Linked DNA regions of Homo sapiens: region 2 is linked to region 1. Evidence: read pairs that join two places in POLR2A ChIA-PET (ENCODE). Cell type or tissue: Panc1. All regions are shown on one strand. Links, peaks and the distances in the headings refer to the core of each region. The heading gives the core; the rest is flanking DNA.

Evidence for each region. ChIA-PET counts read pairs that join two places held together with the same protein. Peaks named below come from ENCODE experiments on the same cell type or tissue, not always from the same donor. Only the 100,000 strongest peaks of a DNase experiment are listed, where the experiment ranks them.
Region 2: POLR2A ChIA-PET joins it to region 1 with 5 read pairs; 3 of 35 experiments call an interaction of 5 or more read pairs at or near these places.

Annotation. Positions count from the first base shown.
Region 1 is chr6:38,112,594-38,125,467 of GRCh38, reverse strand. ZFAND3 (zinc finger AN1-type containing 3) reads right to left here. Exons shown (of 6, transcript NM_021943.3): 5 at 8,729-8,896. LOC124901314 (a long non-coding RNA gene) reads right to left here and starts at 2,341. Exons shown (of 2, transcript XR_007059570.1): 1 at 1-2,341. RefSeq lists an enhancer at 5,240-6,042. In Panc1, for the core only: no CTCF peak of the experiment used is centred there; a DNase peak (open chromatin) is centred at 5,377.
Region 2 is chr6:38,242,925-38,255,798 of GRCh38, reverse strand. All of the region lies in intron 9 of BTBD9 (BTB domain containing 9), which reads left to right. It overlaps LOC105375045 (a long non-coding RNA gene), which reads right to left. Exons shown (of 2, transcript XR_926772.4): 1 at 12,160-12,874; 2 at 9,183-9,262. Among named protein-coding and RNA genes, the nearest start is that of BTBD9-AS1, 230 kb to the left of the region's middle. In Panc1, for the core only: no CTCF peak of the experiment used is centred there; no DNase peak of the experiment used is centred there.

The DNA.
Region 1 (12,874 bases), core at 1,692-9,691:
ATACTCCTTTGCTTAGGGAGAGGGAGCTCTTCATGTTTCTGACATCTCTCTACAGCCCTGTCAAAGAACATAGGGTAGGCTGGGTCTCTGGGACAGTCCTGCACTAATGGGCTAAATACATGGAGTTCGTGTTCAGTAAAAGGTTTCATTTGTTTTGCTCTAACATCTCAAGTTGCAATTTACAGAGGAGCAGCAGAGGGACTAATCTATCTGGTTTTAGACTGGAACACTTACACATCAAAGATTAAATGGGGAATACAGATAGCATACTTATGTTTAGGTAAAAAGTACAGTGAGAGTGAAGGGAGGAGTATAGCAAAGGAAGAAAATTTTCTCAGAATTTGCCTCAAGATTTCTAGTTACCCTTAGCTCTCACATATATAATAACTCCCATCAAAAGGTTGTGGAACTTTTTTTCCTTTTGGGGGGATGGATGGGACACTTTCTTCTCTTGAGTCACAGGTAACATACATCCCAATTGTTGCTGTCTTAGGAGTACTGGAGAAGCTTTAGTCTTTCATCACCCAGACTCAGCATATAAACAGGAGTTCCTAAAGGCCGGGGTCTTTTGCTTAACCATGCTCTTGAGAGGTGACAGCGTGCTGGCAGCCCTCGCAGCCCTCGCTCACTCTTGGCGCCTCCTCGGCCTCAGCGTCCGCTCTGGCCATGCTCAGGGAGCCCTTCAGCCCGCCACTGCGCTGTGGGGGCCCCTCTCTGGGCTGGTTGAGGCCAGAGCCAGCTCCCTCAGCTTGCAGGGAGGTGTGGAGGGAAAGGTGCGGGCAGGAACCTGGGCTGCGCGCGGCGCTTATGGGCCAGCTAGAGTTCCAGATGGGCATGGGCTTGGCGGGCCCCACACTCGGAGCGGCCCGGGGCAGTGAGGGGCTTAGCACCCAGGCCAGTAGCTGCAGAGGGTGCACCAGATCCCCCAGCAGTGCGGCCCACCGGCACTGCGCTCGATTTCTCACCGGGCTTTAGCTGCCTCCCGGCAGGGCAGGGCTCAGGACCTGCAGCCCGCCATGCCTGAGCCTCCCCGCCTGGCCCCCCGCTGTGGGCTCCTGCGCAGCCCCGAGCCTCCCCTAGGAGCGCCGCCCCCTGCTCCATGGCGCCCGGTCCCATCAACTGCCCAAGGGCTGAGGATTGCGGGCGCATGGCGCGGGACTGGCAGGCAGCTCCACCTGCGGCTCCAGTGCGGTATCCACTGGGTGAAGCCAGCTGGGCTCCTGAGTCTAGTGGGGACTTGGAGAACCTTTATGTCTAGCTAAGGGATTGCAAATACACCAGTCAGCACTCTGTGTCTAGTTCAAGGTTTGTAAATACACCAATCAGCACTCTGTATCTAGCTAATCTAGTGGGGATGTGGAGAGCTTTTGTGTCTAGCTCAGGGATTGTAAACGCACCAATCAGCAGCCTGTCAAAACAACTGGCGCTCTGTAAAATGGACCCATCAGCAGGATGTGGGTGGGGGCCAGATAAGAGAATAAAAGCAGGCTGCCTGTGTCAGTAGTGGCAACCTACTCGCGTCCCCTTCCACACTGTGGAAGCTTTGTTCTTTCGCTCTTTGCAATAAATCTTGCTGCTGCTCACTCTTTGGGTCTGCACTGCCTTTATAACCTGTAACACTCACCGCGAAGGTCTGCAGCTTCACTCCTGAAGCCAGCGAGACCAAGAACCCACCAGAAGGAAGAAACTCCGAACATCAGAAGGAACAAACTCCGGACACATCACCTTTAAGAACCGTAACACTCACCGCAAGGGTCCGCAGCTTCATTCTTGAAGTCAGTGAGACCAAGAACCCACCAATTCCGGACACATTTTGGTGACCCAGATGGATACACTCTCTCCCTATAACTCATAGTAGAGCATGGACTCTCCACACAATGGCAATAATGATAACATTTCACCAGTCAAATCAGTTTTGGTCATAATAAAAGATCTCAGGTGTTTCTCTGCATAACAGGGTTTTCTGGTGGATCTAGGCTAGAACACTGTGAACAGAATAAGGCTTTTTATAAGAACATACTGCCTCACTTTCCTTTACAGACATAAGACAGAATGCCAAATGTTCCTGACAGGTTTACACTTGAATAAGAATTAAAATTAAGGCACAGACACGTGGGCTGATTTCTGATGCTGGTGAAATGGATCAGCCTGGTAATGCATGTCCCCAACATGTGTCCTAATCACTGCAGCTCCTTGCCCCACTCTAGACCTTACGGATATCACTGTTTGTTCATTGTGTAGCCCCCTGCAATGGCAGCAACAGTTGTGACACATGCATATTCCTTTTGACTCAATCAGTTCACATTCTCTCTAGATCATTCCCTTGAAAAGATTCAACAACCTCCATGGCTTTCCAACATGTTTCATGTTTCTAAAAGTCAGATTAGATCATGTTGACTGTATTCAAAACTATTGATGGCTTCTCACTATAAACGAACATCCAAACTCCTCAGCCTGGAATCTGGAATCCTTTTCCTCCCTTTCTAACAGTCTGTCCTCATTTGACTCCAAGACTTCATCCAGCTGAACAGAGTTCATCTCCTAAATACCAGCTTTGCCCAAGCATCCCCTCATTTCCCATATCTGAGTCCCAATCTTCCTTTAAAGCCCCAATTGTGAAAGCCTGTCCAGAATCTTGAGTTGCAATTAATCTCTCCCTCTCCATATCACTATAACATAGGCTTATACCTTATACCTATACCTTGATAAATGCTTATGGTAGGCTGTTCCAGTTATTTTATGTATGTCTGCCTTCCTCTTGGGCCCAGCAAATACCTACTTGAGTGCATATTAAAATCACTTTGGGGGTCCTTGGAGAAGTGGCTGATTCCAGGATTGGGGAAATTTAGGGACACATGCTGTTACGCCAAAGAATAAGGGAATGCTCCCAAATCCTCCCCCCACCACTGAAGAAAGATGGGAAGTATGCCACAAGAGCACAGGAGCCAGCAGAAAATAACTTCCACTGGCTAAATCCAGGACAATTTGAGCACCAAAATAATTAAGTTCAGTCGGTTGTCCATATCCATGGGTTCCGCACTCAACGACCACAGATCAAAAATGTAGTTAGGCCTATGATGGTTGTGTCTGCACTGACACAGGTTTTTTCTTTTTGTCATTATTCCCTAAACAACACAGCATGTAACAATTTACATAGCATTTACATTGTATTAGGTATTCTAGGTAATCTAGAGATGACAAAGTATATGAGAGGATGTACGTAGGTTATGTGCAATGCTACACCATTTTATATCAGGGACTTAGGCATCCTTGAATTTGGTATCCATGGGAGGCTCTGGAGCCGATTCCCCGCAGATACCAGGGGACAACTGTACCATAACAAATCATAAACCATTAAAAAAGATAAGAGCCCATGAGTCCATGCCAGTAACAGATAAATAAATGGGGGAGAGGAGGTGGCTTCACTTATAGAAGAATGCTGAGTGCCAAATAGTAAATGCTGAGGGAGTGCTAGAGTTAGTAAATCATCATTTTGCAACCCTCCTAGCAGAGACTGGCTTAGGCAAGAATCATCAATGGATGATGAATCTAGGGAAAATTTTTCACGAGGAGCAGAGCATTTACTTGGTCTTAAAGTGTTTTCCCACAGATTGGTTTATAGGTGCAAGGGGAAAAATAGTAACTACATAGTGGAGAAACCAGGGAATGCCCTGACTAGGTGGGTATATCAAAATTAACATCAACAATGAGGGCTGATGGACATCTGTGCCTCCCATAAAACCCTGAGAAGGATGCGTGATTATTTATGTAGTAGTCTGGGTGAGAATTCGTAGCCTGAATCTAATTATGAAGAAATATCAGAATAAGGAGTGTTCTATTAAAACCCCAAATAAAGAGTGTTCTACTAAAAAATAGGTGAGGGGAGGGATAGAGGGTTGTATTCTTTAAAAATGTCAATATCATAAAAAAACAGAAAGGCTGTGAAAACATTCCATGGGAACTTGTTCTACCAAATCAGAACCTCTGGGTGTGGGTCCCAACAATCTGTTTTTAACATGCCCTCCAGGTAAATTGTGATGCTCCCTCAAGTTTTGGTTCTTGTTTTTTGTTGTTTGTTTTTTAGTTTTTAAGAGACATGGTCTTTCTCTGTTGCCCATGCTGCAGTGCAGTGGTGTGACCAAGACTCACTGTAGCCTCGAACTCCTGGGCTGAAAGCCATCCTCCCACCTTGGCCTCCCAAGTAGCTGGGACCACAGGGTTGCACCATCTTGCCTGGCAATAATTTTTCATAGAGACAGGGTCTTACTATGTTGCCTATCTCTACAAAAAATAGAGACGGGCAACAAGCTGGTTTTGAACTCCTGGCCTCAAGGGATTCCCCCACCTTGGCCTCCTAAAGTGTTGGGATTACAGGCATGAGCCACCACACCAGGCCCCTACTCAAGCTTGAAGCCACAGATTTAGACTGTAAGCTCTTAGATTCTGTATTTCTAGCTCCTATATTCCCCATAAAACCTAAGAAAATGCTTTCTGCATATTCAGATTTCAGTAAATGCTTGATGAATTTGGTTTGACAGTGAATGATAAGGCAGCAATGACCACTGAGGCACTTGGAGATGATCAACTACTCCAGAGGCCCCAGCTAACACATCACTTCAGGTTTCTAAAGTGAAGAGAAAACTTATTTTGAAAACAATAAAGGATGTCAGATTACTCAGGAGGTTAATAAAAGCACTACTGTTCCCAAAGGGAGCATATCCACTTAAGTTTGTTAATGCACCATCAATTGAAAATATGTTAAAACTTACACTCTTCAACTGGTATTTAAAAATTAGTTCTGCAGTTCTAGCAAGCATTGCACAGTGATTAAGAAGCCAAGAAGGCCGGGCGTGGTGGATCATGCCTGTAATCCTAACACTTTGGGAGGCCGAGGCAGGTGGACTGCCTGAGCTCAGGAGTTCAAGACCAGCCTGGGCAACATGATGAATCCCTGTCTGTACTAAAATACAAAAAATTAGCCAGGCGTGGAGGTGTGCACCTGTAGTCCCAGCTACTAGGGAGGCTGAGGCAGGAGAATTGCTTGAACCTGGGAGGCAGAGGTTGCAGTGAGCTGAGATCGTGCCACTGCACTCCAGCCTGGGCGACTCCGTCTCCACAAAAAAAAAAAAAAAAAAAAAAAAAAAAAAGGAAGCCAAGCTACGTGTATCAATCAAGATCTGCTCAGAGAAGACGGCATTCTTGTGGCTGTGACGTGGCCCAGATTTGATGAAGATGGCCAGATTGCAGAAGAACATCCTCTAGGTGTCAATTCAGGAGACAAGACTCCTGCAATGACAATGAGCTGATCAATTTGCTTACTGAGTAGAAAATGAAACAAATAGATCCATTTTCAGGCAACTGTTTTCTATCTTGAGAAGTTAAACTATTGAAGATGCTCTAAGATGCAGGATATAATCCCAGCCTCGCAACCACATGCCTTTTCTAATTGGCACCCTGAAAGATTTCACAGGAAAAGGGTGTTACTTTGGTATTGTTGATTTAAAGGTTATCTAGTCACAGGGAGGCAGAGGAGAATTCGTATTCAAAATTCCTCCTTACTGAAAGCCCATGAAGTGTCTTGGCAATTAACAATTCCTATCACCTCTAGCTGTTCCCTATGTAAGAAGGCTCAGAACTCGCCTTACAAATTGCTCTTTTGAAGATCAAAGGGAAGCTGAATGTGTCTGTGTGTGCTCTCGATGAGACTGTAATTTAATGGAATTTTTAGAGAAGGCCTCACTGGCAGTGTTTGGACGACAGCCCTGGGGCGGAGGATTCAGGGGAGCTTGGCCACTCTTCCCTTTGGAGCGTCTTCCCTGCCTTTAATTGGCACCTCATTAGAAATTAATGAAAATGACATCCTCTGTTCTTCCTGCTCTAGGCATCGAATGCTACAAAAAGGCCCATCACAATTCATAACACATTCAATTTATATAGCAATGGCTCTTAAGCATTATTTATGAGATGTGAATTTCTTGTCAGCAGTTAATAACCTGTACAGAATGGAAGGCAAATGGAAGAAAAGATTGCGAATATATATTTAAAAAAAGATTTTCTGCAGGGAAGAAGTGTTCTGTTTGAGCTCAAACTACCTTCCTGAGTCTTCACTTTCAGTAGTAAATTACTGTGTTATCCCCCCTCTAAAACCTTTCAGGGCAGTTAAACATCTCTCCAACATCCATGCATCCTCAAGGAAATAACAGTACAACTCACCCTTTCCTAGAGAGATCCAAGCAGGCAGGAGGAACACAAGAGCTCTTTGTCAAAAACAGTCCCAGACTTTTTTATGGCATGTTCCCATTGTTGTCCTTCATCTTTTGAAGGGTGACAGTCGACTCAGTCATTTTTCTGGGCACATAAGTGTAATGCTCTCAGTGGGTCAAACTGAATGCCCAGCTGACTCTAGGAAAGTTACATCCTGTTGAGACTGCAGAAAGCTCAGGGCTTTCTTCTCCAACAGAAAAAGTCAAATCTCCCTAAAAGCAGACTTTCGGAATTGGGCACAAGCCAAGAGACTACATGTTAGAACATTTAAAAAGGATGCATACTGAAGCAAACCCAATATGCATTTAGCAATCCAGCCTCCTGCCCACAAAGGTTAAGAGCATGGCAGAGTAATCTATATTTACCAGAGATTAGACAAGTTGGCTTTACTTGAGTGAATGTGAAGTCATCTAACATATATTACTGTTTTTTTTTTTTTCTTTTTTTTCAGGTGGATGCTAAGACCTTAGGAAATTAGGTAGTCTGCGTCAAAGCTGAAGGGTAAACTAGGAGACCTGGTTACATCTTTAGATCTCAGTGCTAAATTGTGAAATCTCCTGTTTGCCTGACAAGAAGAAGAAGCATTAGCCACTGCCGGGGACAAGACAGCATACTTGATAGACCAATTGCTTGATCCGCTATGGCAAATCCTGTGTAATACCCAGGATTCAGTTACTTTCAAGGAAGAAACAAGAACAGAAGGTTCAGGAAAGTCCCACAATTCTAACTGAGGAACAACCAAAAGCCTACGTTACAAAAGCAACAGCTAAAATGACCAGGTAGGCTCACAACACTGGTAACAGACTGAACTGCTCAAATTCCCTGAGAGTTCACATGAAGACCAAAGCAAGAATTTGCAGATCACAAAAGATGAGACAGCCTCTGCAGAGTGGAGCGAAGCTGGTTAGCCAGCAGAGCCCAGAGTTTCCTCAGCCATCCACAGTGTCCCTGCCCTACATCACCAAGAATTTAAAATTGCCTGGCAGGGTTGATCGAAATAGCCTAAGAATAAGGTTTTGAACTTACCTGGGCCATACTGCGTGCATGAACACACGGACATCTGAAAACTGCTGTCAGCCTCTATTCCCACCACCTATCCTAACCCTCTTTACGGTTTCCCAAAAATGCTTAGCACTATAACCAAAATGCCCTAAAAACCTTATCTGGTAACATTTAGACTCCCCATGCTGGTTCCGGTTTCTGCAGTTGAATATGCACTTCTAATCTCGTGGAGTACCGCATACACCAGAATGTGTAACAAACAGGTATCTGGTCAAAACAGGAATAGGAGTTCCAACGTAGTTTCTATGAAAAGCTAATAACCTCTCTCTTCCTTCCCATTTCCAATAGGGCAGATAATTGAGGAACCGTAGCAGCAAAGGCTGCCGCTTCAGAAGATAGTAAACTTCCAGTGACCATTACTTTATAACTGCTGAGTGAACTATTTAGTCCTGACTGTCAGCAATAGTACTTGTAGGATATCTTCGGCTGTCCCAGAAGTGAAAGGGGGCTTCTAAAGCTGACTTCTCAGAAAGAAAGAAATAGGATTCTCAGAGGCTACAGACAGGTCTCAAAGTCAACCTGATGACAGCTGAACTGGTCCTCAAACAATTTTATAATATTAGGTTTTAAAACCAGGAAATAAAAACAAGTACAGGAAACTGTAAATCAGCCTAAAATAATGCTGCTACACAATTTCGTTCCTATGTGTCATGATACATGTGGTCAAGAAGAGAGAAAGGGTTGACTTAAGTTTCATTCCACTGTGGGTAGGCATCCCTGTGCAGCAATTCTAAAAGGTATTACACTACAGAATACAGAAGGAAAGGTGACTGTAAAGCTATTTCAGACTGGGTATATGGTGGCTCATGCCTGTAATCCCAGCACTTTGTGAGGCAGAGGCAGGAGGATGGATTCAGCCCAGGAAAAAAAAAAAAAAAAAAAAAAGGCTATTTCAAGGTATTAACTGACTAGATGAACTAAGGTTCAAAGGTAATTTTCTAATCAAAGCTTAATTTAACAGGGATATGGAGAAAAAAAAATCTTCCATTTATCATAAATAGTAAGAAGCTCATTCAAAATTAACTTAATATCTGAATTTTATGGTACATACTCCAGAATTTTGCTTGTTTGGTAAACTTCTGAAGTCGTGAGAAGAAACCAGAGTAGTAAGTGGTGGGGGGAAGTTGAAAGCACTAAGCAGTGAGATGTAGCTCTAAGGAGATATGCATTAAGAACATGGGGATGTTTTTGTCTTTTTTGCATGTGTGAGAATAAAGGGTGTTTAGAGGCAAACATACTATGCTCCTGATTTCTCAAGCCCCAAACCTATATCGCATGCACTACTGTAGCAAACTTACAGTACTCAGAAGAAGAACGAAAGACTTCAGCCACTTAAATTTCCAAAGCTGGGCCAAGGTGTTAAGGATATAGTCTCCATCACGCCACTGGGGGAGATGCTTACCGCAGCGACACGATCCCAATTCCTGCTGCACCAGCTCCAGTTTGGTTTGGCACTGGAAGCACCGACGTCGACTCTTCTGTTTAGATCGACTGGTTTCCTCGGACCGTTCCGTATTCTCAAGTAGTCGTGGCCGTTTTACTGGTGAAGCCTCATTCTCAGACTGTGAATCTGACCAAAACAACATATTTGGGGATCAGGATTAGTGCCTGGCCTGGCAAGCACAGTTGATTAATGTATTTCCAGGCATTCTCCTGACCAGGCTACTGCCCTTGTCCAGGAATCAGACAGGTGAGAGCCAGTTCTGACTTGCTTGGTTTATACTGCACAAACTATGACAAACGTGTACCTTTAGTGCTGACTTCTAACAAGCTAGGCCTGAGCTGGAGAGGAGGGTGTGGGTGGCTCAACAAAAACCAGTTCTATGTTGTTGTTTTTAAAAAGAGCTGAGATTCTATGAGGAGACCATTCCAGCTAGAAATGGGGTCCTGTCTTTGTATTCCCTTGCTGGGACCTAGATGCTTACTGCCTGTATTGGTTAGATATCTTTTCTTGGGCATTTGCTTGTCCTCAAGTAGACCGTAATTCTTTAGAGATGGGACTATGTCTAATGTATCTCTGTATCACTATGCTTTCACAATTCCATTCCCAAAGCCAGCGTTTGATGAGTGATCTGTAATCTTTTATAGTAAAATTACTCACGTTTCTACTCTTAAAGACACAGAAGTCAGGTTCTAATACTGACAATTAGTTCAATTTGATTCAGAATGAAGGGGCACCTCTGCTGGTACACATGCAAGCTGCCCTATGAACTCCACCATGGGGTGGTGCAGCAGCAGCAGCACCAGGCACCCCACCTTGAGGTGGAGCCAAAATGGTAGGTGGAGGGGGGTGTACTCTGTGAAAACTGTGTCTTGCACAACTTCAAAAAAGTAATTAAGACGCAACAAAGCTCTTATCACAGGCAAGGCTGTAAACGACTCTTGCCTTCAATAAACTGGGCAGCTCTTTGGGGCTCTGTATTCCTGAAACAGCTGCTTGCATACCCACGATGTACCTCTTACCAAGTTCCAAATTGTTTGTGCTAAATTACTTCCAGAAGGGAGTCTCCTAAACAGTCTTCCTCAAAATAATCCAGATGCCACACCTCTTACCCCTCTGTCACCCCCACCTTGGTCTAAGCCATTACCAACTCATCAAGCCTACTACAAGAGCCTCTTCACTGGTCTCTCTGCTCATCCCCTTGTTTCTACAGTCTATTCTCCACATAGCAGACAAGTGACTCTGTTAAAAATCAAGTTAGATCATGTTACTTCCCTGCTCAAAACCCTCTAATAGCTCCCCTTGTCAGAGTGAAAGTCCAGATACTTAGACTCTCAAATACCCTGCATGACTTGCCCCACGCTCAGCTCCTGCTGCTTTCCTTCCTTTGCTTATCTCTACACTAGCCTCCTTATTGTCTCCTACCTGTGGTACTTTGTACCTTCTATTCCCTCTGTCTGAAACACTCTTCACCCAGATCTACATGGGATCTTATCTCTTTTATCACCCAGGCCCCTGATGGTGATGATGGTAGTTTGCTCACAGTCCCCCAGCCCTGCTGCACTGTACTGGCATATGGAGGCCCTGCATCATTCCCTTTGATATCTTTGCTCCAACGTCACATTTTCTTTTAAATTTTATTTTGCAAAGTCACATTTTCATTGAAGGCTTCTTCCCTGATCATCACTTCTAGATCACTGAATCCCTATTCTTAGCACTTCCCCTCGTCTGTTTCCCTTTTATTCCTCCACAGCACTTATCTTTAACATTATGCCCTAAAAGAAAGCAAACTCCAAGAGGGCAGGAAATTTCACCTGCTTTGTTTACTGATGTTCCCTCCATGCCTATGGCTCAATAAATATTTTTTGAATGAATGAATTTGTCTCCTAGGCAGTCCTAATGTTCTACTTAAAGTGGCTCTAGTGAGAAGCCACAGCCTATAGGATGTATTTTAGTGAAGGCTGTCTGTATGCCCTTTCCTAGCCTCCCTGTGTGTGAGGAAGATGCTGCACTTCACCCAAGATTGTCCAGTGGACCCCGATGGTGATGCTGGTAGTTTGCTCATAGTCCCCCAGCCCTGCTGTGCTGTACTGGCATATGGAGGCCCTGCACCATTCTTAGCAACTACAGACTTCATTTTTCATCTCATTTAATTCTTCCAGTCCTACATGACATTTTGCCCCAATACAAACCAACTAAATAAGGACTCTGATGAAAACAATTGAAGGCAAGTTCAGCCTATTTCCCAGCTCTGCTGAGCAAAGCTGTCCAGGCCCAGTCAGTGTGGTGAGTAAGGTGGCTACAGATAGGGCAGGCGCTCTCCCTTCTTCTACAAGAGCAACAAGCAACAATTTAAATATAAATCATTACAAAGCAGTCAGCTGAAAGAAATTCACCTTGTATGAGCCACACTGCTCTCTGCGGGCGGGGTCCTTTTACACAAACCAGCAATGGCTCTATTTGTATCAATAACCCTATTTAGAATTTTTTTTTTGTAACAAGAAAATTCTAGGGTAAAAACTGTAACAAAAAATGTTTTTTTCTGAGACAAAGTCCTAAATTCAAAGCATCCTTATAGGAAATTACTCCCACTGGGAGGCAGGTGTCAGCACAAGATGGGGAGGCAGCTGAGGCCTTTTCATTATTACTATGATTAAAATCTGGAGGGCCTTGGCACAATGCCAGCACACCTCTACTCTAACACAGAACTGCTCAGACCCTGAGCCCCTTTCTTTCACACCTCTGTGTCTGAAAATGCAGAGTTCACATTTAGAGCTCTTTCTACATGAATCTATCCCAAACCGTCAAACATGCTGTTCATCTGCAAAGCACCCATTTCTAAAACAAACCTTTCCTGCAAGGAGAAGACAATTTAATTTCACTGTGTCAATGAAGCCGGGGGAAAAAATAAAGACAAAAAGAATTTCAGTGTGGCAATATTATCCATAAGGTAACTATGTCCAAATAAGTAAGGGAGTTAGATATGTGAAGAAAAATTTTTTAAATGTATGAGTCCTATGGCTGAGAAATAGAATTCATATTTACATAATCACAATCATTAGTCATCACCAAACAACCCACTTTGATGGGACCCCCCAACCCCTGCCCTGCAAAGTTAGGAGGCCTGTGCAGTCTTGACCTCTTTTTCTCTTAATTCCCCATCTTACCTGACCAATGGGCATTCAATAGCAACACTAAGGAATGTCTACATGATCCCATGCTGAGATTTTCCTTGATCTATTCCACATTAATATAAAGACCACTGAGTTATTTGTTCTGGTAGGCAGTAGGCATGGAATATTCTTGAACAATGAATCCTAAAGGAGGTTTCTGATGCTGCCACAGCTTCTGGTATGATATACTGATCATCCTAAAAGAACACCATTAAGCCCTACTCGATCCTCTGACAATCAATGTCCCAGCATCCGTACAAGTCTATGACCAAAGGCATCCATGTACAGGAAGTCTGGGCCCCAGGAAGCAATGCTAGATGATTCTAAAGCAAGGCAGAAGAAATGTCTAACAGAATGTGTTATGTTTTAGAATCAAAGAACTATTCCAGATAGCAAGAGATCCACACCTTTGAAGCTCTGGAATATGCCCACTTACCCTTCCCTAGATGAAGATCTGTTAGATGCTCTCTAATGCTCCCTGCCACCAAGAGCGAGGGTAAATAAGCTTCCAAAACTGCTCACTATCCTCCACAAGCTATTGCCCAAGAAGGTGACTGTGTATGTGTAATTTCTTCGAGAAGCAAACCATTCTCCGGCATTTTCTCACAAGTCAACTTAGTGTTTTAATGAGAAGCTAATGAAATAAATAGTAATCTATAGAATCATCCTCACTTGCATAAGAAATTTACATTTCCTCTGCTAATTAGTTAATGAAACCTTTGTGCCACAGGGCGAGTTGCTTAAATAAGAGAAACAGATGTCCAGGGCAGGGGTTCTAACGACATGATAATGAATTAAATAATTCAACTATTCATTTGTAAGTTTTATGTCAATTAGAAAAAGACTACCAGGAAAAAAAAATCCAAACATGGTTGACATTAAAGCAACCATCTACTACCCATATTTGAATAAATTAACCTGTAATGATTTACTT
Region 2 (12,874 bases), core at 2,958-10,957, 130 kb before region 1:
GAAGCAATACATACTTCAGTAGTTATTATGGGGCTCTATCCTATTCCCCACACTCATAGCATTCTCAGGGCTAGCGTCAATATTTATTTATCTCATCTCGTTAACTATGCTGTTACTCAAACTAAGGAAAGCCTTGTACCTTATTTCTCCACATGCAAACAGAGGCATTTAATGCATATGGCACTGGGGCTGTTTAGACTTGTCTGCTTGCAGCAGAAGATAGGAGGAAGGAGTCTGTGGGTTCTGAGCAGCCTAGCATCATGGTACATGAAAAGAGATCAGTACCTCTTTGTGTAGAGCCAGAATCTCTAAGAGGCAAGGTGGAGCAAATGCGTTTCTCTTTTTATTTTTCTTTTTAAAATTGATATATAATTCACATACCATAAAATTTACACTTTTACAGTGTACAATTGAGTGGTTTTTAGTATAGTCACAGTATTGTGCAACCATCACTGCTTTCTAATATTCCAGAACATTTTCATCACCCCAAAAAGAAACATCTTCCCCATTAGCAGTCACTCCCCATTTCCCTCCAACTCTCCCAGCCCCAGCATCCAATAATCTACTTTCTGTCTTTTCTTTATGGATTTGCATACTCTGGACATTTCATATAAATGGAATCATATAGTATGTGACCTTTTGTTCCTTGCTTCTTTCACTTAGCATAGTGTTTTCAAGGTTCATCCGTGTTGTAGCATATATCTGAATTTCATTTTTTATGGCTGAATAGTATTCCATTGTGTGCATATACCACATTTGTTTATCCATTCTTCAGTTGATAGACATTTGAGTTGTTTCCACTTCTTGGCTATCATGAATAATGCTGCTATGAACATTCCTGTACAAGTTTTTATGTGAACATATATTTTCAATTCCTTTGGGTATATATCTGAGAGTAGAATTGCTGGGTCATCGGATAACTCTGCGTTTAACTTTTTGAGGAACTGCCAAAATTTTTCACAGCAGCTGCACCATTTTACATTCCCACCAGCAATGGCTGAGGGTTCTAATTTTTCCACATTCTCACAAGCACTTGCTATTGCCCATCTTTTTGACCATAGCCATCCTAGTAGGGACGAAGTAGCATATCATTATGGTTTTCATGTGCATTTCCCTCATGGCTAATGATGTTGAGCATCTTTTCATGTGCTTACTTGGGGTGGGGGCAGGGTCTCACTCTGTTGCCCAGACTGGAGTGCAGTGGTGCAATCAAGGCTTACTGTAACCTCAAATTCCTGGGCTCAAGTGATCTTCCCACCTCAGTCTCCCAGGCAGCTGGGACTATAGCTGCATGCCACTGTGCCCAGCTAATTGTTTTTTTTTGTTTGTTTGTTTGTTTGTTTGTTTTTGTAGAGACAGCACCTCACCATATTGCCTAGGCTGGGCCAAGATTTCTTAACAGTATTAATGATGGCTTGTTTGATGCAATGTCTGACACCATCACCATTATTATTGTAGTAATTATCAGCATATATATATTGGTTAGGTTAACTCTTGCTACTGTAACAAATAAGCTTCAGTATTTCCGTGGCTTAATACAACAGTTTATTTCTCAGTCATGGGACAGTCAGTGTGTGTGTTCCTAGTTAAGTGATTTTCCCAGAAGTGACAGGAACCGAGGCAGCTTCTTTCTTGTTGTTCTGCCATCTAGGTCCTCCTCAGCATCAGCCACATTTAGCTGGCAGGAGAAAGAACAGAGAAGGTACACCTAGTTCTGAAAAGCCTTGCTCTAGGGGTAGCATACATGCCTTCCACTCACATGCCACTGAGATGAACTAGTCACATTGACATACTAGATGCTACTATGGCTGGGAAATGTAGTCAGTTCCTGGTTGGGTAGCCACTTCCCAGTGGAGCACAGATCTTGTTACCATCTCAGCCTCTTCTTCCAGAAGCAGAGCTGAGATTTAAATCCAGCTTCTTGCCACTATACCATATTGCCTCTTAGGACTCAAAACACTGCTAAAGAGGACTGTACCGAGCTAGATGATGAAAAGGGGGAAACAAAGTGGTTAATTTATCCCAAGCTCCTGGAACCCTTTTTATACAATACGAGGGCCTCCACGGCCCATGAACAACTATGCATTTGTCTTTCCAGAGTCTTTGCTTATTGGGTCCACAGCTCCCAGACCAGACCTTGTACTTCCTCAAAGCTTGTCATCTTGTACATGTCTTACCCACCACAGGTCTCTTTTGTCATTTATTGTTGTAAACTGGATTCCTCTTCTCTTTTATGTCCCTCTGTTAAAGGTTGACATGGTTTGGCTCTGTGTCCCCACCCAAATCTGATCTTGAATTATAATCCCCACATGTTGAGGGAGGGACCTGTAATCCCCATGTGTTGAGGGAGGTGACTGGATCATGGGGGCAGTTTCCCCCATGCTGTCCTTGTGATAGTGAGTGAGTTCTCATGGGATCTGATGGTGTTAGAAGTGTTTGGAAGTTCTTCACTCTTCTCTCTCCTGCTGCCTTCTGAAAAAGGTGCTTGCCTAACCTTCGCCTTCTGCCATGATTGTAAGTTTCCTGAGGCCTCTCCAGCCATATGGAAGTGTGAGTCAATTAAAGCTCTTTGTTTATCAGTTACTCAGTCTTGGATATTTCTTTATACTAGTATGAAAACGGACTAACACAAAGGTGCTATACAATGTGGGTGTTTTGTTGTTGTTGTTGTTGTTGTTGTTGTTTGAGACAGAGTCTCACTCTGTCGCTCAGGCTGGAGTGCAGTGGCATGAGCTCGGCTCACTGGAACCTCCGCCTCCCAGGTTCAGGTGATTCTTCTGCCTCAGACTCCTGAGTAGCTGGGATTACAGGTGTGTGCCACTGCGCCAAGCTAATTTTTGTATTTTGTATTTTTAGTAGAGACAGGGTTTCACCATGTTGGCCAGGCCAGTCTTGAACTCCTGACCTCAGGTGATCCGCCCACCTTGGCCTCCCATAGTGCTGGGATTACAGGCATGAGCCACAGTGCCCGGCCCAGTGTGGGTTTTTAACAAGAGCTGATTGACTAACTGTTGACCAGGTAGGTGTCATATTCATTTTGTATTTAGTTAAATGGGGACTTTTTTGATTTCAAAGTCTTGTTCACTCATTAGATCCTCTTCTAGTAGCTTTGCATTAAATTACCAACATCTTTTTCTCTCTTTAAATTTTTTTTCATTGGTGGATTTAAATAATTTATATGTTTTTAACTTTGTATAGCACTTAGATGCGATAGCATTGTTTTACAAATTAATAAATAAATAATACATTAGAAGAACAAAAGTAGTAATAAGAAGGCAAATATGCCTGTTAACCTTGTAAGAATCAATGGAACCAGAGGTTATGATTTTATGTTTATAGGCGTAACTTGAATGTATTGTACCTCCCTTTTTAAAGTTAGGTCTTAAGAAATATAGAAGATATGTAAATGATAAAAGGCAAAAGGTTTTTCTTTTTAACTAATATGCTACAGTGCAGACCTCAAGAGAGGACTCTATTAGTTTCAAGAATTGTAGTCTGCTCTTTATTGAAACAGAGTGCGTGCGGTTATAAATGAAATTATATGGAGTTTTGAAAGATCATAGCTCCGCCTCTTGATAGCATTCTACCTCGTCAAGAAATCAAAACATAGATTTTTGCTGTCCTCTGAAAAATCCCTGGGAAATAAGATTCTCCAGTGTCTCTGTTAGTCTCTCTGCTCCAGGAGTGGGATATTTTCCTCCATAGTTCTCCTAAGTCTGCTATAGTTGGAGCTTCTCTTGGTTTGTTTTCAGGATAAGCAGTCATTTTCTATTATAGATAACTCCATTTTTATAGTGACTAATTTTTTAAAATTACATTTTACCCCTCTTTCTTCATACAGTGTAATCCTGTACCCTTTGACCTGCACCCTTTATTTTAAAAGCTCTCACTTTTTTTTTTTTTTTTTGAGACAGAGTCTCACTCTGTCACCCAAGCTGGAGTGCAGTGGCGTAATCTTGGCTCACTGCAGCCTCCGCCTACTGGGTTCAAGTGATTCTCCGGCCTCAGTCTCCCAAGTAGTTGAGATTACAGGCATATGCTACCACGGCTGGCTAATTTTGTGTATTTTTAGTAGAGATAGGGTTTCACCATGTTGGCCAGGCTAGTCTTGAACTCTTGACCACAGGTGATCCATTCACCTCGGCCTCCCAAAGTACAGGCGTGAGCCACCGCACCTGGCTGAAATATTTTTATAGTTGAGAAGTTTTAAAAACTAAAAAAATGGTAGAAAGCAGCCTGGCCGCAATGGCTCACACCTGTAATCCCAGCACTTTGGGAGGCTAAGATGGGTGGATCACCTGAGGTCAGGAGTTCGAGACCAACCTGGCTAACATGATGAAGCCCTGTCTCTACTAAAAATACAAAAATTAGCTGGGCCTGGTGGCACGTGCCTGTAAACCCAGCTACTCAGGAGGCTGAGGCAGGAGAATTGCTTGAACCCGGGAGGCGGAGGTTGCAGTGAGCCAAGATTGTGCCACTGCACTCCATCCTGGGCGACAGAGCGCAAGCCCATCTTTAAAAAAAAAAAAAAAAATCACACCTCTTTTATTAACTTAACAACTTTACTAACTCCTTGATATAAAACAAATGAGAAATTTAGCTCATTTAACCACTCCTCATTTTTGTTATGTTTTTTTAGTTCTGTTAGTATTTATCTTTTAAAATTAAACAATATACTTAAACCTCTATTATTATTATTATTATTTTTTTTTTTTCTGAGACATAGTCTCTCTCTGTCGCCCAGGCTAGAGTGCAATGGCGCGGTCTTGGCTCACTGCAACCTGTGCCTCCTGGGTTCAAGTGATTCTCCTGCCTCAGCCTCCTGAGTAGCTGAGATTACAGGCACACGCCACTACACCCAGCTAATTTTTGTAGTTTTAGTAGAGGGGTTTCACCAACAGGGTTTCCCTACGTTGGTCAGGCTAGTCTCGAACTCCTGACCTTGTGATCCCCCCACCTCGGCTTCCCAAAGTGCTGGGATTACAGGCGTGAGCCACCTCGCTCGGCCTAAACTTCTGTTTTTTAATCCATCAGTTATAGACAATATTTCTCGACTCTTTACTACGTTGATGAAGAAATTACCACCCACTACATTTCCCTCATTTTTCCCATTCTACTTCTCATCTTCTGTTAGCTGCTTTACTATATTGACATTGTGATAGTTATTTTTTGTTCTGTAACTTATAGTTAAACCATCTATATGTTAACTATAAATTGATCCTGAAAAGGGAAAAACACTAAGAACTCATTAAAATATAATGATCATATAAACATTGTTCATGACAGATCTAGTAATTGGTTGGATCTAGAGTTAGGGAAATATGTCAGTAAACTTGTTCCCCTCTTGGAAGAATTGTACTGTTCTGATGAAACAGATTAGATTTTCTTACAAGTGCTCAGAATTATTCCACATGTTAAATAGCTTCCTATTAGACAGCTTTTTGTTTTCTTGAAGTTCCTGATTAGTTTTTTCCGTTGCAGAAGCTTCTAAAGCATACTGTTTGTTCATTGGTTGATTTTGAACAGATTGTTTATGTCTGCAATCCTAAAATTTCTTCTTCTTTCCTATCATTAGTAACACTGTTTCCTCAATTTCATTTTCTTTTTGTGGAATGTGGGTAAACAGTTTTAAAAAAACCCCTTTCCCTTTTCTTAAGATATTGACCTTGGGCCCCTGTTACTTTTCTAGACCTGTTCCCCTGAAAACCTGATGGTAGTGGAATGTCTGCTGCGTTATAAGCAACATTGCTTATGATTTTAAAAAATTACCCCTGAATGGTAAATTGCATCTGGCCTGGGAGAACTGTAAATATCTGGTCAGAAACTATAGATCCTTGTGCTTCCCTGAGTGCAGAGACTTTTGTAATTGGGCTTATTCCTTGTAATTCTGGGATCTGTGCTTATGGAGCTGTCACAAGAAGTATTAGTTTCTATTTGGAATGTGAAGCTTCTAAGCCAGAGTAGCTCCACATTTACCCGTTGTTGAGTCTTATATACTCTTTTTTTTTCCTTGAGTCTTATATACTTTTTTTTTTTTTTTGATTCTTAATGCTCTTATTTGAGCTGTCACCTGCAGGCCAAAAAGAATAGCTCCCAGACAGTTGTGTTGACTGCTACAAAGACTCCCGAAGGGAAGAAATACCTGGTGCTGTCCTGGGGGCTTGCTGTGTTTCCCATTCTGTGTCCTAGGTGAATCTGAAGCCAATTATGGCTTGTTTGGGTCTGTTGAGCCTAAACATTTAGTTGAAAAGACTGCTATAATCCCAGCACTTTGGGAGGCTGAGGCAGGAGGATTGTTTGAGGCCAGGAGTTCAAGACCAGCCCCAGCAACATAGTGAGACCCAGTCTCTACCAAATAAATAAAATGTGAAAAAAAAATTAGCCAGATATCATGGCACACACCTGCAGTTCCAGCTACTTAGGACGCTGAGCGGGGAGGATTGCTGAAGCCAGGAGTTCGAGGTTACAGTGAGCTAAGATCACACTACTGCACTCCAGCCTGGGTGACAGAACAAGAGCCTGTCTCAAAAAAAGAAAGAAAGAAAGAAGATCACTCATGGCGATTGCAGAGAACAAATCTATAAGTAATTTTTTTCAGAAAAGGGATATAGAAAACAAATTTTCAGAACCCCAGCATATCTGAATCATAGTTTGACTGGGTATAGAATTCAGTTTTTTCAGAAGTCTGACAGCTTGGATTTATTGCCCTCTAGTATCTAATGTTGCAGATGAGAAATCTGATGTCAGTCTGACTCATGTTCTTTGCAGTAATTTATTTTTCTCTATAGAAGCCTTTAGGATATTCTCTTCACCTCGGTAGTCTCAAATTTCACAGTGACATGGCTGGATGTGGGTCATTTGTCATTCATCCTGCTCAGTTTGCTTCGGTATGGAAATCTGCCCAGTTCTCCTCGATTTATAAATGAGTAATATTTCATGTGCATATCATTTTCTCGAAATTCACCAAGATTTTTCATTTACTAATGTCCTCTCCAATTTGCAACCTTTTTGAATGTATTCTCTTTGCATTTCTTTGATGGCATGTCAGTGGTTTCCGGGAAGGGAGAGCGAACTGTGCCTACAATGTCAGCCATCTTGGACCTGAATTCCCAAAAGCACCACGGCCTGTGCTGACTTGTAGTCAGCTGTTGATAGTCCCCAGTGACCCCAAGTCATTTTCCTTACCTTTCGTGTGCTTGGCTGTGCCTCTGCCATGTTATATAGCTGTCTTGTTTCCTGTCAGAGTATACTCCCTCACGTATTGTCCTCATTTGCATTCATTTTTTAAACAATTTCTTTGCTTTGTCATGGTCCCGTTGAATAGTAATTCTGTCTGCCAAAGTATTAGTGACTTCAGCCATCATCTATCCAAAACTGTGCCCCTCGCAAACATTTTGGCAAATACAAACGATTAGATAAAAAGAATTAGGTAATGAAAACTTTCTTTTTCCACTTGAGAATTCTGTAGTCCTAATATGGAACTACCTAGTCTTTCTAGCTTTTAGCTTCTAATTTTATCACAAACTTTCTATTTCCTGCCAGATTTATCATCTAAATTCCCTTCTGAGTAAATTTTTCCCCCAATCTAGGTGTTTATTAAAAATGATGCTGCAAAGAGTTTTTTTAATAACTTAAGGAAATACCTAAGATTTTTAAAAAGCGTGTACAAAATTATAGAAGTGTTATCATAAGTAGAAAGAATTACGGAAGAAGAAAGCCAAAAGGAAATATGCCAAAATATTCATAATGGTCGACTTTGTATAAGGGATTACGGAAATTATTTCTAATTTTCAACATTTTTCTGACCAATTTACATGTATTTCTTTTAAAATCTAAAAACACTTTACTTGAAAAAAAAAATTTTTTTTTTGCTAGAGCCATAAGTGTTTTATGGATGCTTGTCCTTGCCATTATTTGAGTAGCATATGCTGGCAGAGTGGCATGGTTTATTCACTGCCAGCAGTAAATCAACAAAATTAAGTGCTATACATAGCAATATCCCAGCAGCTCTTCAGAACCTTGCCATTTAGCCCAAGCACAAAAGCTGTGTTTCCCTGGAAAGGACACTCCAGCTACATTTTCCTTATGCTTCTCTCCATGGGCTCCTTAAAGCCCGCTTCTCTGAGAGTACTTTCTTCTGCCTTTCCCTGGGACACCCAAAGTTCATTCCCATCTGAGTTTGCCCTCTCCAAGGGCCCTGGCCTACTTGGCAGGTTAGAGCACCTCCTTGGAGCAGGCAATCTCTACAGCAACCTAATGTTGGGAAGCTTCTCCCCTGTGCCTTCCCTGAGAAGCACCTTGACTGTCTCCCTGTCACCTGGAAAGACATGTGTGGAGTCCACCCATCTGCTGCCTGGTCTTCAGCATGATTGTATTCATATCCGAGAAGCATTGTCTGTCCCCTTGCTGAATGCACTGCCACTTAGTCCTGGGATCTGTTTCTGTATCTGCTATTTATTCCCTAGGAATGGTAGAAAGAGGAAAATATTTCTTCTTCTAAGTGCTGCAGTGGCTGAGGACAACAGGATAAATTAAAGGTGGAGAGTTATAGCCTCAGTAAAGTCTTCCAAAGTATAGCAAGATTGAAAAATGGTACATTTAAATCTAGAGACAATTTACTTTGCCTGTGATTTTTTTTTTTTTACATCTTCTTTGCCATTGTTAGTGACAATGTTGAGAAAGGTTTGATATTTGTTTTTTGCCTGCTTTGTTTCTTAATCTCACACTTAACAAAAACTTTGGGTTGGTTCCAGGAGGTCACTGCTAACCATGTGATTTGGAGTTTTGTGTAAAGAACTTGATGTCACAAATAAGATGCAACAGAAAGAAAGCAGGATATAAAGGAGGAAATGTCTTCCTCATTGATACTAATGATGATGAGACATAGTTCATAGTTGGGTGACGTGTTAGTTTCCAAGAAGATTGAAGCACTTGACTGTCGCATAAATCCCATATTGGTAATAACAGACAGGGCTGTTGTCCTCAGATTTTTCTGCCCTACCAGGTTGGAGGAGTATGTTTGCTTGTTCCTTCTAGAAGCGTGAACCAATTAATGAGTTCTGGTTGTGTAATTGTCACTTTTGAAATGCTCGATGAAGATTTTATTTTTCTTTTTTCATACTTAATTCCGTTTTTCTACACAGCATTTGACAGTAATGAAAAAAGCCAGTCATGTTCTTTTCTGTTTTTTTTTTTTAAAGGGCAAACATTGGTGTTAATTTTGTCAAGAGCTTTAGAACTTGAACAATGAAGAAACATGTACCTGTAAGAGGAATGGTTTCAAAAAATGAAAAATGAAGAAAATAGCAGATTTTAGACAATACACACACACACACACGTACGTGCACGTGCGCCAAGTCTGACCCTAGGCAGATCCTTGTGTTAATGATGAGATATCAGCAGGCTTGCCCTATAGAAGTCATCTATACGTTAGGCCACACTTGGAGACACCAGTTACTCACACTTGTTTATGGGGTTATGAAGTACCTAAAGCTGATGCTTATTTTAGAATAGAAAATAGCAATAAGGAGTCAGCCAGTCATACCTGCACATTTAAAGGGGACTTATCTTTTGTATTGCAGGAAGTTTTTATTATAAATTTACCCAAACATTGGGAGGCATGTGGAAAGTAGATTTTGATGCTAAGTATGTGAATTGCCTGAGTTCTAAATTTAGAGCTGCCAGCAGATCCTGTGGACCCCCAGTGGGAGGCTCCTCTCTACCCAGAACATTTGGAAGTTAAAGGAGCTAGAAGGAAATGAAGTCCTCTTGGGTAGCAAATGATCAGGAAGAAGAATCTGAGAGCTCCTATTTCCTTCTTTCTTACTTAACCCAGGAGCCACGTTATTCTGTGAGGGTAATAATTTTTTCCATGCCTGTTATAAAAAAAATGAAGCATACCTCAATAAAACTTTCTCAGTGAGCTGTGTGAGCACACAAAATGTACATGGTCAGAAATTTTTATTTTATTATGGAAATAACTTTCTTATTAATGTTATATTCCAAATGATTAAAAATAAATCAAGATCACATTTAGTTCACCTACCATCATCACTTACCTGTTCCACTCCACTCTACTGACTGACCCCCCCACATTCCCTCTGTGCCCTCCCATGAGTTTACTTACTATAGGCAGGTGGCACTTTTCAAGCACAACTCTAGTATCGTCCTGCTTAGGACCCTGCACTGCTTCCTGCTGCTCTCTGAATCAAGAACAGAATTCTTTGCGTGGCCTAGAGTGCCCTGCACAATCTGGCCCCCTGCCTCTCCATACTCCCTCTGCATCCCTCTCCCTGTTCCCATCTCCCTGGCATCCTCTGTTTTCCCACCATCCATCATGCTCTGTCCTCACACAGAGCCTTTGCGCATGCCATGCTGGTCTCTGTCTGGAGCCCACCCTCTGCCCTTTGTCTCATTAACCACCCCCACTTACCCTTCTCAGCTCAAGGGCCACTTTTCAGGAAAGTTTGCCCTGACCACCCATCTTGATCAAATCACTGTGTTATCCCCTCTCATAAAACCAAGCTACTTTTTTTCACAGCCCTTGTTGCAGTTTGCAATTACCCATTCATAGCATGGCTGTTAAGTTACTGTTCTTTTGCACCAGAAGGTAAGCTCCAGAGCAGGGATTTGGTGTTTTACTCACTCTTTGATCCATAGTAGTAGCCTAGCAAGCACCTAACACTTGTAGGGGTCAGTATGTACTTGATCTGAATGAATAGAAGCATGCGTGCCATTGCTCTGTCTCCAGTCACGTATGCATGTTGGTTTCATTTGTCTTGTTACTGTCTGGAGGTGTCATTGTCACAAAGCCCAATTGGGAAGTTTGCCCATTCCAGCTCAGATGCTGTCACATAAAGCGCAAGGAAGAGTTTATGGGAGAGAATAAGATTTGCCCATGGTGATGTAGTCCTTGTAAACTACACATGTGTCTTCCTAACTTCTCTTTATTAACCCATTATTGATCTGTCATCTTTGGCTCATTTATAGCATTATTCCACAAATTTTAATTCAGTATTGCCAGAGGCTCAGTTTTCTTTGGTTTTTACATCTATCATTGCCCCTCACGTTAGTGACTTGGATCCCCTGGTAACAGTTTATCACTTCAAGTTGGTTACTGGCTGGAAGTCCATTACCTTTATTTTTAACCACTCTTAGAGAGAGTAAAGTTTATTTTTATGGAGGGGCCAAGTGCTTTTAAAACTCTTTTCCAGCTGTGCCCCTTTCAGTTCAGAAATTGATTTGATTTAAAATCCCAAGTTCGTCTGGTTAATGTTTCAATTGCTTCTCTGGATTTTTAGAGTAAAAGGTTAAAAAAAAAAGCCCAAACTTAAACTCTGAAGAGGGACTCTAAACTGCCTGCCAGAGCATCACATGTACCTCTCCCAGCAGGAAAGAGTCTGTTCAACAGAACAGACCTCACTCTGGAATCCTAGAGCTCTCTGTACCTCTCATGGTCTCAGGATGGCTGCAGAGGGTCCAGCCTACCACCATCCAGAGAGGTGCTCAGTCAGCACCCTTACCATGACCAAGTCTTGATTAACCCCTCCCCTGAAATGGGTGTACAGACAAGGGACCTGCTGCACATTGTCAGTCACATGATCCCAAGGTAGGTAAGCAAACTGAGCAGCGGGCACCACAGTAACAGTCAGCATGGGCATCTGCAAAAAAAGGAAAGTAGAGCCTATTTGTTGGTCAGTGAATAAAGGTAACAGAAAGGAAAGGCATGGTCGTTTTGATCTTATTTTCTTAAAGTGACCTGCCTCAGTTTACTAAATTATAATCAGAAGTCAGCAGCCAGCCTCTGGATCTAATGAGAAGGCTCTGTTTTGGTAATTATACCATGATTGACGCTTGCTCAGCTCTATCCCAGAGAACTAAGAGGCTCGTGTTTTCTTCCTGTGTTTAAAAAAGAAGAAGGAAAAGGGCATTTTTATGAATTCAGGGGTCCAGCATGCACACAGAATCACCATTTAGCTCATTCTCTTGGCTTCAGCTGTCTCTTTCATTCATATTTTCCATTGGCACCTTCTAGAATGGTTTCTCAAACACAACTTGTCTCAAACTAAACTCATCATTGTCATTCTCCATAAAGCAGCTCCACTCCTTTGGTGTCCCTGCTTTTGTTGTTGTAGCTCCCTTCCCCTGGGCATCTCTTACCCCTTTGAGTCTTTCTTCTTTGCCCTCCACAGTCATTCAGGTGCTATATCCTTTCTGTTATACCCTTTCATCTTTTTTTTCCATTCCCATTGCCTCCATTCGTATTCAGACCTTCATACTTATTTCCTGGAGTATTTATAGTAGCTTCTAGTGAGTTTCCCTCAATACTGTTGCAGAGAATTTCTATACTCTACGTCTGTTGCTGTACTAGAGTCTAGAACACTGTTGCTAGGTTGTCGTTGCTGTGATTTCTTAATCCCTGTACAGGGACCTTCAGTGAGGAAAGCCTCCGATCCTTACCTGGGTCATCTTCTATCTCTACATGACCAGCTCTCCCTAAACATCTCATTTTTAAATATCCTGCCTCCTGTTAAACCACATGTCCAGATTTCAAATATAAAATTACCATATCTCTCTGACTCTAACCAGACTTTCTAACCTTTATTTCTGTAATTCTCTCTTTACAGTCCTTATATTCCTACTTTCCTTTCAGCCTGGCCTAATCACTATTGTTAAATGAGCCCATGCTTTAGGTAAGCTAATTATTTTTATTTGCTCTGGCTGATCTTCAAGTCTCCACCTATTCAGTGTTCCCTTCAAGACCCAGCCAAATGCTCTATGAGTTCTTCCTTGATCTTTCTCCTCCCAAACACAAGTGACTGCTCCATTATGTGAATGTCCACTGTAATTGGCATGCATATAACTTGATACATTT